Linked DNA regions of Homo sapiens: region 1 is linked to region 2. The links are chromatin contacts, found by Hi-C or POLR2A ChIA-PET in ENCODE. All regions are on one chromosome and are shown on one strand. Each heading gives the region's core, a stretch centred on a gene start or an enhancer-like site at or near the end of the contact. The rest is flanking DNA. Distances are from core to core; before and after follow the strand shown. Region 1 has its middle 29 kb from the start of ICOS. Region 2 holds the start of ABI2 (abl interactor 2).

The links. Hi-C counts contacts between places; a loop is a spot of excess contacts on that map. ChIA-PET counts read pairs that join two places held with the same protein, here RNA polymerase II (POLR2A). Pooled maps may share reads with other maps.
Region 1: a pooled map shows a loop between it and region 2 (2.9-fold over the local background). The contact joins the enhancer-like site here to the promoter of ABI2 in region 2. A Hi-C loop is called at or near these places in 4 of 50 pooled maps. POLR2A ChIA-PET finds 5 or more read pairs at or near these places in 2 of 52 experiments (A673 and CD4-positive, alpha-beta T cell).

The regions. Positions count from the first base shown.
Region 1 is chr2:203,904,882-203,911,038 of GRCh38, reverse strand. No RefSeq gene overlaps it. Among named protein-coding and RNA genes, the nearest start is that of ICOS, 29 kb to the left of the region's middle. Within about 2 kb of position 2,303, at least 10 of the 41 ENCODE cell types and tissues checked have a DNase peak (open chromatin) inside an H3K27ac peak, as active enhancers do.
Region 2 is chr2:203,324,628-203,331,212 of GRCh38, reverse strand. ABI2 (abl interactor 2) reads right to left here and starts at 2,819. Exons shown (of 12, transcript NM_001375670.1): 1 at 2,582-2,819. The coding sequence starts at 2,698. RefSeq lists silencers at 2,251-2,600, 2,877-3,064, 2,821-3,160 and an enhancer at 2,962-3,932.

The DNA.
Region 1 (6,157 bases), core at 1,054-3,553, 580 kb before region 2:
CGGATGGATCACCTGAGGTCAAGAGTTCGAGACCAGCCTGGCCAACATGGTGGAACCCCCGTCTCTACTAAAAATACAAAAATTAGCCGGGTGTGGTGGTGAGTGCCTGTAATCCCAGCTACTCAGGAGGCTGAGGCAGGAGAATCGCTTGAATCCGGGAGGTGGAGGTTACAGTGAGCCAAGATCGGGCCACTGCATTCCAGCATGGGCGACAGAGTGAGACTCAGTCTCAAAAAAAAAAAAAAAAAGAAAAAGAAAAAAGAAATCTAAGGCTTAAAAAGTAGCACGTGGCAGAGGCTGGAATCCATTTATTTGACTCCCTATTTTTCCATCATATGCACGTGCTCTCCAATTGGCCCAACTGCTTAAGTGTTTTTATTTACTAATTTTGAAAAATCAGTGCTCTGCTCTGGGGATTCCATCAATCAGCAGCACTTCGGCCTATTTTAGCAAAACATTATCAGTTTTCCTTAAAAAACTGATAATGACCCTGATGTGCCTTTTCAGACACCAAAGGAAGAAAACAGTATCACCTTAGTGCAAATTACAAAATTGGTTAGGTTCCAGGTATGGGAAGCTCGGTCATTTATGTAAGGGATATAAGATAACACTTAATTATTCAGAATGTCTGATAGAGAAAACAGAGCATTTGATCTCCTTGAAGTTAGCCAGCTTAATTCCTTTTACACATAGTACAAATACTTGGTATCCACAGCATGGAAAAATGATTCAAAATGGAACTGCCTGTGGTTGAACACAGAACTTGTTCTGTTCATCGATACTCACTCCAGTCAATGAATGACAGAATCTTCTTCAATAAAAGAGCAGAACTGGGCACCACTTCTTGGAATTGTGCCACCTAAATGGATACAGGCAGAAGTGTGGCCCGGATGGAATATTCCAATGACTCCGGAGACCATGCACAGAAATGCGGTTATTTGTTCACTTGGGTTGCCAAAAAATTTTATAAAAAGTAACAGGATTATTACAATTTACTGAAATATGGAGAAATGTTTCATGAAACTAAACATCCTTGAATAAGGTGGGAGTGCGATATCTCATATTATTATGGATTACAAAGAAAAGAAACCAATTATTTCTACGGGTTTCCTCCTCTGAAATCCCAAGATTCCTTCACCTCAGAGCTTTCTACAGTTCCCAAAGAGGCCAGGAGAGGGTACTGCTGAATCATACTTAATTCCCCAAACCCACAGCTGTGCAAATGCTTTTGTTTCTTTTCTGAAAAAAAATAAAAATAAATCATGAACTGGCCCCATAGGCATGCGTGCAATGCAGTGTAAGGGACAAGGTTTTTTTTTAAATTTTTTAAACAGTTTTATGCACAGGCTTAGAGCAAACGTACTGAATTACCGTACTGCCAACAGTAGCAAGTAAGTCTCAGCAAGAAGAGATGGACAAATTGTCTGATGTGATGATGTCTGCCCCATGAATTGTTCTCTTGAGAGGATTTTGTGTTTGCATTGAAGGAGATGCCTGCCTGGAAAGCTGCATTTTTATTTTTATCGTGTGTGTGTGTGCGTGTGTGTGTGCGTGTGTGTGTGTGTGTGTGTGTATAGCTTTGCTTTAGAAGGAAGGAAGTGAGAGAGTTTCCATGCAGAGATTTGAAAAGGAAACTGATGTCCTTGGAGGATTGCAATAGCCTGCAGAGGGCAAGAAAGTCAGCTGAAATTCATATACATCGTCCTCATCTTGGTCCCATTCCCACTTCCTCTAACTGTAAACACACATCACAGTCATCCTACAAAGCCTACTGAACTAGCAATAGGTCCATGCCCCAGAGAGCAAGATGAGTAACTTTTAAATAAAATATGTATTCCCCTTTACAGGAAAGAAACAAAATGAAGTGGTAATGCCTGCTGAGAGCAAAGCATGACCCCAGCACCTGAAGAGAATGGACAGATGAGATGCAGGCATGTCCCAATTCACAGTGAACTTGGGTTCTAAACGTTCGTTGGCAGGCCTGTGTTTGGAATTGAGAGAATTATGAAGGCTGGGTACAGTCCTAGGACAGCCAAGCACATTCAGTCCATTGGCTGGACTATAACCCTGGCAGGGAAGCAGCCTGCTCTGAGCACCACCTTCATTCATAACCTTCATTTGCTCTCAAAGGAGTGCTTGAAAGTGGGGATTAGCCCCATTTCACAGATGAAGACTGGGATCTAGTCAGCTTGTGTGATGTCGGTGCAAAAGTAATTGTGGTTTTTGCAATTACTTTTGATGGCAATAATAACTTGCTCAAAGTCCAACAGCCAGAAAATGGTGGCGCTCGGCCAATTGATTTCAAATCTTGTGCCCTGTCACTTCACTCACTTATACTCATTGAGGGCTTTCAATGTATCAGGCACTGCTCCAAGTGTGTCACATGGATGATTTCATTACACCCACAATAGGAGTAACAGACAGGTACTCTTATTCCCATTTTACAAATGAGGAAGCGGAAGCACAGAGAGGTTTAGAAAGTTGTCCGTGCTAGGAAGTGATGATGCATGGTTTCAAAACCAGGTCATGGGGCTCCACCACTGTTGCTCTGAACCAAACCAACACCCAGGGATCCTTCCAGACCCTCCACAGGTGCTCAGGCATTGGCAGAGTTACAAATCTTCAGCCCAGAGGCCATAACTGCCAAATGGGAAAGGACAAAGGTTTGCCCTCCCTGTACTGGATATGAGATTGGGTAACACTTGCTTAGAGCCTACGATTTGCCAGGTTCCATGTTTAGTGCTTTATATATATGATATCATTTGGTTCTCACAGTAGTCCTGGGAGAAAGGAATAGTTGTCCTCTTAAGTAGAAAAACTTGTGCCAGAAAACTTACTTACCCTACTCAAGGACATACAGTTAATAAATAGCAGGGCAGGACCAAAATGTAACATCTGTTTAACTTGGAGATATTTCCACGAAATATTGTTAAAGGAGAAAAGCAAAATGCAAAAGTGTGCATACAATATACATATATAAAGAAATACGTTATTATCAGAAAAGTACAGAAGGATACATTTAAGGTTGTTAATCTGGGATATGGGAGAAGGTGGGATAAGGATGTAAAAAGTACATACATCACACATTTATGCATCTGCAAAAACTATGCACGTGTGTAAGTATATGTACATATAAAAAGTTATGAAATTTATGCAAAAGTTATAATAAATAGAAATGAATTAATTTTGACTAATTAATAGACATTTTATGAAATTCAATAGCCATTTCTAATAAAAGTTCTTAGTATACTTTATTGTTATGGGTGTGTCATTTAAATCCTGGATTATTAACAGAAATCAAAAGTAAGCATTACATTGAACATTAAAACTCTGGGCATGTTCACCTTAAAATCAGGAACAAGGCTAGGAATCCAACTATCATTCTCTGTTATTCAACATTACTCTAGAAGTTCTGGTTCATACAACACAAGAAAAGGAAGTATAAGGTGAAAACTTTAGAAAGGAAGACACAAAATTACGCATGCAGATAATAATGTTATTAAAAACATATCTATACACACACTTACATATATCAACACAGCACTGCCTTCATACCACATAGGACCAACCCTGGGTGTGTTAGTTAGGGATCCCTGGAGAAAAAAAACCAATAGGATATATGTAGATATACAAAAGGAGATTTATAATAGGAATTGGCTCACACAGTTATGAAGTCTGCAAAATCTCAGTATGCCATCTGTAAGCTGGACAACCAGGAGAGCTGATGGTATAGTACCAGTTCAAATCTGGAGGCCTGAGGACCAGGGGAACCAATGATATAAGTCCCAGTCTAAGTACAAAGGCCCAAGAACCAGGAGCACTGATGTCTAAGGGCAGAAGAACATAGATGCCCCAGCTCAGAGAGAGCAAATTTGCCTTTCCTTGTTCTCCTCAGGCCCTCAATGGATTGAATGACACCCATCTGCACTGGTGAGGGTGACCTTTCCTATTCAGTCTACCAACCCAAATGCTAATCTCTTCTAGAAACAACCTACAGAGACACCTAGAAATAATGTTTTACCAGCTATCTGGCCATCCCTTAACCCAGTCAAGTTGACACATAAAATTAACCAGTACACTTGGTTATCATTTTTAAATTGGCAAAAATTATTGGTACCGTTTTACCTTCCTTACAACCTACAACCTACTAGTTTCTACCTCCCCAAGTTTAGTGCTATTACATTCCTCCAAACACTAAAATTACCATATTCCTCTTTTTTCTACCCACAATCAAAGCTATTTTCCCCGTAGGTAGAGAAAAAATGACCCTCCCAAACTTTTGCACAAGAAAGTGTGAATAGCCGTTAAGATCCTCTTACTTTCCCAAATGTTTCTGTATATTTGTTTTTTTATTAATAAATTTTATTTTTAGAGCAGTTTTAGGTTCACAGTAAAATTGAGTGAAAAGTACAGACAGTTGCCAAATACCCCTGTCCCCACACATATACAACCTACCCTACTATCAAGATTCCCCACCAAAGTGGTACATTTGTTGCAATCAATGCACCTTTATTTGACACATCATTATCACTCAGAGTTCATGGTTTACATTAGGGTTCACTTGGTGTACATTCTATGGGTTGGGACAAATGTATAATGACATATCTCTACCACTGTAGTTTTATGCAGAATATTTTAACTGCCCTAAAAATTATCTGTGCTCTCCCTATTTATCTCTCCCTCGTCCAGCCCCTGGTGACTACTCATTTTTTTATTGTCTCTGCAGTTTCGCCTTTTCCAGAATGTCGTATCTTTGGAAGCACACAGTAGGTAGGCTTTTCAGATTATCTTCTTCCATTTAGTCTTATGCATTAACTTTTCCTCCATGTCTTTTCATAGCTTGATAGCTCATTTATTGTTAGCACTGAATAATATTCTATTGTCTGTTTCCCAACAAGAGTAAAAAAATAAAATAAAACATTTCATTGTCTGGATGTACTACAGTTTATTTATCCATTTGCCTAAAGAAAATCTGGTTGCTTCTGAGTTTTGGCAATTATGAGGGAAGCTGCTATAAACATTCATGTGCATGTTTTTGTGTGAATGTAAGTTTTCAATTGATTTGGTAAATACTAAGGAGCATGATTGCTGGATCTTATGGTGAAAGTATGTGTAGTTTTGTAAGAAACCTCCAAAATATCTTCCAAAGTGGCTGTATGCATTTTGCATTCCTACCAGCAATGAATGAGAATTCCTGGTGTTTTACATCCTCATAGCATTTGGTGTTGTCAATGTTTTGGATTTTGGCCATTCTAATAGGGATGTCATGGTACCTCATTTTGTTTTAACTTGCTGCTTCCTAACAACAGATAATGTTAACTATCTTTTCACATGCTTACTTACAATCCATGTATGGTCTTTTGTGAGATACTGTTCAAGTATTTCATACAATTTTAATTGGGTTGTTTATTTTCTCATTGTTGAATTTTAAGAGCTCTTTTGGATAACAGTCCTTTATCAGATGTGTCCTTTGTCATTATTTCTCCCAGTCTGTGGCTTGTCATCTCATGCTCGTAACATTTTTTTTTTTCACAGATAAGTTTTGAATTTTAATGAAGTTCAGCTTTTCAATTATTTCTTTCATAGATTGTGCCTTTGGTGTTATATCTAAAAAGCCATAGTCATACCCAAGGTCGTCTAGATTTTCTCCAATGTTATCTTCTAAGAGTTTTATAGTTTTGTGTTTAGCATTTAAGTCTATTATCCATTTGAAGTTAATTTTTGTGATGTGGGAGACCTGTGTCTGGCTTCAGTTTTTGGTTTTTGGTTCTTGGTTTTTGCATGTGGATGTCCAGTCTTTCCAGCATTATTTATTGAAAAGACCATCTTTGATTTGTTAGATTATCTTTGCTCCTGCTAAAAGAAAAACTTTGACAAATTAAACTTAACAGAGTTAATCAGGCAAAGGATGATTTGTGAACAAGAGAAAAAAAGAACACTTCAGGCTCTACAAAACTTTTACCGGCTTGCCTGAAGAATGTTTACCAGCTTTTATCATTATGAACAAGATAATCATGAAGTAAGTGAAGTCAACAGAGCATTGAAAATAAACACTTGTCCAAACCCATAGAATATATGACACCAAAAGTGAATTACCTTAATATAAACTATGAACTTTGGGAGTTAATGATGTATCAATGTAGGTTCATCAGTGGTA
Region 2 (6,585 bases), core at 1,570-4,069:
TTATCAACTTTCCCAACAAATCAACAAATCATATAAGAGCTATCATCCTGAGAGTGTACCAATTATATACCTAAGGCATCCTAAAATAAATGATAATCAAAAAAGAGAAAGTGTAAAATATACTTCAGATGCTAAACTGAAGAAATAAACTATTTTAAAATCTAAGTTCATTTCTATTAAATTAATATTAATCAATATTTATGCTTTAAATTTTAAAATGTCACCACACTAAATTTTGAGTCCCATTGCTAAAACAGAGATTGATAGTAGTAACGTTTTTCTCTTTTCAACTGAAGGAAATGTATAAAATATTTAAAAAGAAAACTGCTGATGCCTTTAACCTTTCAGCTTTAATAATCCTTATCCTTTTACCTTTATATAGCAATTATAACTTAAGAGGAACTTGTACCTTCAAATTACAATAAGAAATCATCTTGCAAAAGAGAGAGAAATCTGTTTATTTTTTATTTCTTACTGGTAATAATTGCAATCCACTTTTCCACCCTCAGTTTCTCTTCTGACCTGCAACTCTTTCCCCATAATATGCTGCACAAGGCAATGGAATTACCACTTCATTCCTTTAGGTTTTGCCTCTACTAGAGATTGTGAAATCCCTCAGAACAGCATTGCTTCCTCCAGTCCTCCTTGGTACCAGCAGTGCACTACAGAGTATAAATTAACTACATGGTATTAATTTCCTCCAAGATCAGCCTCTCCTACTAGGTATGTACCATCCACCCCTCACACAGTTCTAGGCCATAAAAGACTTTCAATTTTAGCGAAAAATTGAGCAAGTGAATCTTTTTTTTTTTTTTTTTTTGATATGTAGTCTCACTCTTATCGCCCAGGCCTGAACCTCTGAATCTTTTCTACCCCACTTGTATCAGCAAAGTACATTACAAGTGGACATTTGTATTTTTTTGTATTAATCTTGCCTACATTCCTTTCCTAGTAGCCATAGTCAACTGCCTCTTTCGAAGGAACAGGTTTATACAGTGGTTCGGGTCATTCTCAAATACAAATGTTGTCTACAAGATAACAGTATGTCTAATCAAACAAAATCTCACTTCCGCGATCAACAATGTGGCCATTACAAAATTTATGAACCTATAAAATTGTAACACCTGTTTTTTAAAATTTACACTAAGACATGAAAATGCTTTCCTATATAGCTAATGTTAAGAAAGGTGCCTCACGCCTATAATCCCAGCACTTTGGGAGGCCGAGGTGGGTGGATGACTTGAAGTCAGGAGTTCGAGACCAGTCTGGTCAACATGGTGAAACCCCATCTTTACTAAAAATACAAAAATTAGCCGGCTGTGGTGGCGGGCGCCTGTAGTCCCAGCTACTCGGGAAGCTGAAGCATGAGAATTGCTCAAACCTAGGAGGCCGAGGTTTCAGTGAGCCGAGATCGCGCCACTGCACTCCAACCTGGACTACAGAACGAGGTTGTGTCTCAAAAAGAAAAGAAAAAAGAAGGATCCCTGGAGAGATGGAGGTGGGAGCAAGAAAAAAGGAAAAAAAAAAAGACTGTGAAGAAACAGTTTAACATATTGCTTCCATTTCCATCTTTATCCCAAGAGAATTTAAACGGGAAAGAAAAAAAATGGAGGCAGAACCCATAATTCAAAATAACCATAAAAAAAAAAGCAAAAGATTTTAGATTTTGCAAACTGTGCCTTTTAACCTGCTATCCTTTCAAGTAATTTTTAAAGAAGGATTTTTTTAATCCACAGAATATTTTGCTTCATCCAGGAGCAGCTGGATCTCATACCATCCGGTATCCCCCGCCTCCATACACACGCCCCTACCACTATCAGCCCTTGAGCCAAACGATCCATCACGGTAAAAAAAAAAAAAAAAAAAAAAAATTAAACCAGGAGGTTCATCTTCCCAATTCTCTCTAAGAAACAGTCATAGTCTGTCCTCCTCCCACCCCCAGGAAAACTGCCTATTCTAACAGAACTAGGAGGGAGGGGGGAATCAGCTCATCATCCTTCTCCATAGGGAAAAAAATGGCATTAACTTCCAACAAGAAACTGCTGCTCTTCTACCGTATCCCCTTTAGAACATAAAATATTAAGAAAGGGTTTCTGAAGCATTCACAGGAACAGAAAACTGAAGCCTGAAGCACTTCACTCTGCAGCAAGATAACCCCTTAAAAATCATCCAGAATTTGGGGGATGGAGGTAACCCGTCAACACCCGCGACACCCCTACCCTAAGGTGGGGAGCAGGATTCCGTCAAACAGAAAATGCCACTCTCCGCCCCCTCCGCCATCCGGAACGCTGACCGGCGCGGAGTGCGGGGGCGGCCGAGGGCGGGAGCGGCGAGGAGGCGGGACGCGACACACGCACCACGCCGAGAACTGCTTCACCGCTTTTTTAAAGGTTTTTAAAATGCAGTTTCTCCAGCCGGAGAATTCCCACCCATTCACCAGCCCCAGCCCTCACCCAGCTCCCCACCCCCATCGGGGGCTCCGCTGGGCCGTGTCCCCGAGGCGGCCTCGGCCCCACGCCCCGAGGCGCGCGGCCCCCGGCGGGGGGGTCCCCGACGCGGCCCAGCTGGGGATGCTTCGCACCTGTATGTAGTTGTTCTCGCAGTAATCGGCCACCCGTTCCAGATTTGTGTAGCTGTCGAAGAGGGCCCGGCGGCCCCCCGGGATTTCCTCTTCCAGCAGCATCTGCAGCTCCGCCATCTTCACATCCTCCTCCTCCTCCTCCTCATACAGGTCGCAGAGGGAGCGGCGGCCGCAGCGCCAAGGAAACCCAGGACCGGGAGAGGAGGAGCGGCGGCGACGGCGGCGGTAACTCGGAAGGAGCGAGAAACAGCCCCAGCGCGCGACAGGGGAGGGGGCGACGGGGGCGGGGCGCGAGCCGACGGACTCCGAGGACGGTCACCGCGGCGACGGCCGGCCGGGCGCGCGCACGCGCGCTCCCTTCCCTCCGCCCCCGGGAGCCCGAAAAAGATTCCCACCCTCGCCCGCGCCGCCGGCCCCTCCCCCACTTCCGGCGTCTCCTAGCGACGGCGGGGGTAGGGGCCGGGATGCGCGCGGGAGTTGGTGGTGCAGTTAACCCTTCCGCCGCCCGCCCGCCGCTGGAGCGGCTGGAGAAGCCCCCACCTCCCGGCGGCCTTTGTTAGCCCGGCGGGAACACACCACCCTGCTCAGCTGGCTTCCTGCCGGCTCCCTCCGGGACTCATCTCGGCTCCGTCCCCATGGAGGTCATCGGCCTAGGGAACTTCTCGAGGCTTTTCTCCCTCTGCTGCTGACGGGAGGCCGAAGGAGGGCACAGCCTCCACTCTTGGGACCCTCCTCTGTGAAAGATCACACCTCAACAGGGCAGGAATAAAACTTCCACGCAGCTTTCAATGCCACCTGACTTCATTTTTCTCAGATTTGACCTCATCCTCTTTGTTGCAGTGAATTGCAGTTTCCTAACCCCAGCTTTCCTGCGCCCCTGCCTCTTTGCACTTCCCCACTAACGCTGTTCTCCCCTGCCAGATTAGCCCCTTTCTCTCCTGGTTTGCGGTGCCGTGGGCCTCAGCTTTTTATGTTTGCCATTTCTATGATTCGCTTCCTCACTCATAACCTTTTCTGTCATTTCTCTAATGCTATCAACTTCGCTGTCCTTTTTCCTATTCATGGATTCAGTATTTAAAATTTTGAAAACGATTTTGCTAGTAGTAATTGCCTTCTTCACAGGGCTGTTACATAGATAAAATCAACGTTTATTGTGAAAATACCTTGAAAAAACATTAAGTGCTACAAAAATTCAAGGCAGATAATTTTCCTCTTGCAGAGTTATAATTCTGTTTTTATTCTCCAGATACTGTGTCTTGTTTTCCTAAATCAGACTACCCCACACAATGTAATCTGGAAAAACTAAAACTCCTGACCATTGCTGAGATATGAAGCCATGACCTTTATTTGTGCTGTGGAAAATCAAAGTTGATTCCAGGCAGTACCATCTTAGACTTGTGTAGTTAGAACAAGATCCATTGTTTCAACACTTTTCTTAATCTGGTGATCTCTTGGCCCTCCTACAGTGAATTTTTTTCATTCAGATGATGAGGAAACTTATACTTTCAAAAAAAAATCACTTTAGGACGGGCGCGGTGGTTCACGCCTGTAATCCCAGCACTTTGGGAGGCCGAGGCGGGCGGATCACGAGGTCAGGAGATCGAGACCATCCTGGCTAACACAGTGAAAACCCGTCTCTACTAAAAATAAAAATAAAAAAATTAGCTGGGCATGGTGGCGGGCGCCTGTAGTCCCAGCTACTCGGGAAGCTGAGGCAGAAGAATGGCGTCATCCTGGGAGAAGAGCTTGCAGTGAGCGGAGATCGTGCCACTGCACTCCAGCCTGGGCGACAGAGCGAGACTCCGTCTCAAAAAAAAAAAAAATCACTTTAATACCATATCATTACAAATATCTGGAGCAAACCCTAATGTTATATTGGCTTCATGATACATACATTAGCAGAATGTATGAGTTTTCACTGTGGAACCTAAATTAAAGGATATTGAAAATGTTGGTCTAGTCCAACTAGTTTTATTCTTAAGCACTTTAACCATCTTCTGTAGTAGTGGTTCTCAAACTTCAGTGTGAGGAGCTTGTTAAAAATGAAAGCTGCAGGGTCACACACACTAAGATTCATTAGTTTGAGAGCATGAGTGATGGAAATGAGTAGTTATTTAAATGACACATCAACTTGCTTCAGTGAATACGACATATGAATAATCAAGTGAATAAAACAAATGTTAGATGAAGCAAACTTTTCTTTCAGACTAAACTTCAATAGATCAAAAAATAATGTTGAAGAAGCTCATCAGGTGAGTTAAATGGTAGACAGACTCTTCCCCTATCATTACTTATTCCCACCCAGCATTTTTTCAACTATGGCTTAGCAATTAGCCTAATAAACAAATTTCCCTCTGGGATGTTTCGTCATTCTAGAAATTACCTAGAAAAGATTCTAGTATTTTCTCTAATTAGTGACAATCTCTTTGGACCTAGTTTCCTTATCAAGAAATCAAAGGGTGAGGCCGGGCACGGTGGCTCTCGCCTGTAATTCCAGCACTTTGGGAGGCCGACACAGGTGGATCAGCTGAGGTCAGGAGTTCGAGACCAGCCTGGCCAACATGGTGAAACCCCGTCTCTACTAAAAATACAAAAATTAGCTGGGTGTGGAAGCGGGTGCCTGTAATCCCAGCTACTCAGAAGGCTGAGGCTGGAGAATCGCTTGAACCAGGGTGGCGTAGGTTGCAGTGAGCCGAGATCGCGCCACTGCACTCCAACCTGGGCGACGGAGGCTCTGTCTCGAAAAAGAAAGAGAAATCAAAGGGTGAAACTCAGGTCAGGAATTCTGAAACTTGAGTGTGGTTTGGAATCACCTGGAGGGCTTTCTAAACCAGATTGCTGGACCACACCTCCAGAGTTCTTTATTCAGTTGGTCTGGCCCAATTTATTAATGTAGGTTTAACAAGTTCCCAGCTGATGCCTATGAAACGGCCCTTCTGGCTCAAAAAGTCTATGATTCCAATTTCTGGCAGCTGGGAAACTCCATCTAGAGAGGTGCTTTGTACACAGCAGAATCTGAGATGCAAGGACATAAACAAAACACTTTGCTGCCACCAAGATTGATTAAGCAAAAAAGGATAACTACAAAATCTGTAAAAGAGTATATAGTTATTAGGTTCAAGGATGAGATTGTGTACCTCATGAAAATCTTCCACTACTTCTCCATTGTTTAAGCTGATGAAGGTAATTGAAATCTGTTCAATTTTACAGTTTTTCAGATGAACTGATATGATAAAAGTGCATTTTCAAGCCCTTAGAGAGTTACAATTATAATAGTTGTACACACTTCACATGAACTTCTTATAAACGTAAATAAGCAAACTCATTGCTCTAAGAAGCCATATTTAAGAGCTTTAGTACAAGAAGATTTTCAAAATTATACAAATCTAATATACCCATGTATGAGGTTGTGAAGTTATAACCCATCTTAAAAAAATATCTTTCTTAAATTTATTCCAGTGTTTTAAAAATTATTAGCCCCTTCTAAGTCCCATGTAATAGAAGCACATCTTACCTTTAAAAACCATAACTTCTAGCAGGACAGGGTGGCTCGTGCCTGGAGTCCTACCTACTCAGGAGACTGAGACAGGAGGATCACTTCAGCCCTGGAGTTTGAGACCAGTATGGGGCAACATAGACTTTTGTCTCTGAAAAAAAAATTAAAAATGCATAAAAACAATTAATTTTGTATATGATTTAATAGGCATCTTTTTTTTTTTACTTTTTTTTATTTTTTATTTTTAGATGAACATCTCACTCTGTCACCCAGGCTGGAGTGCAGTGGTGCAATCTTGGCTCACTGTAATCTCTGCCCCTCAGGTTCAAGCAATTCTCTTGCCTCAGCCTCCCTAGTAACTGGGACTACAGGCACCCGCCACCACGCCAGGCTAATTTTTGTATTTTTGGTAGAGATGGGGTTCCACCATGTTGGCCAGGCTGATCTTGAAATCCTGACCTCAGGTGATCCGCCCACCTCGGCCTCCCAAAGTGCTAAGATTACAGGT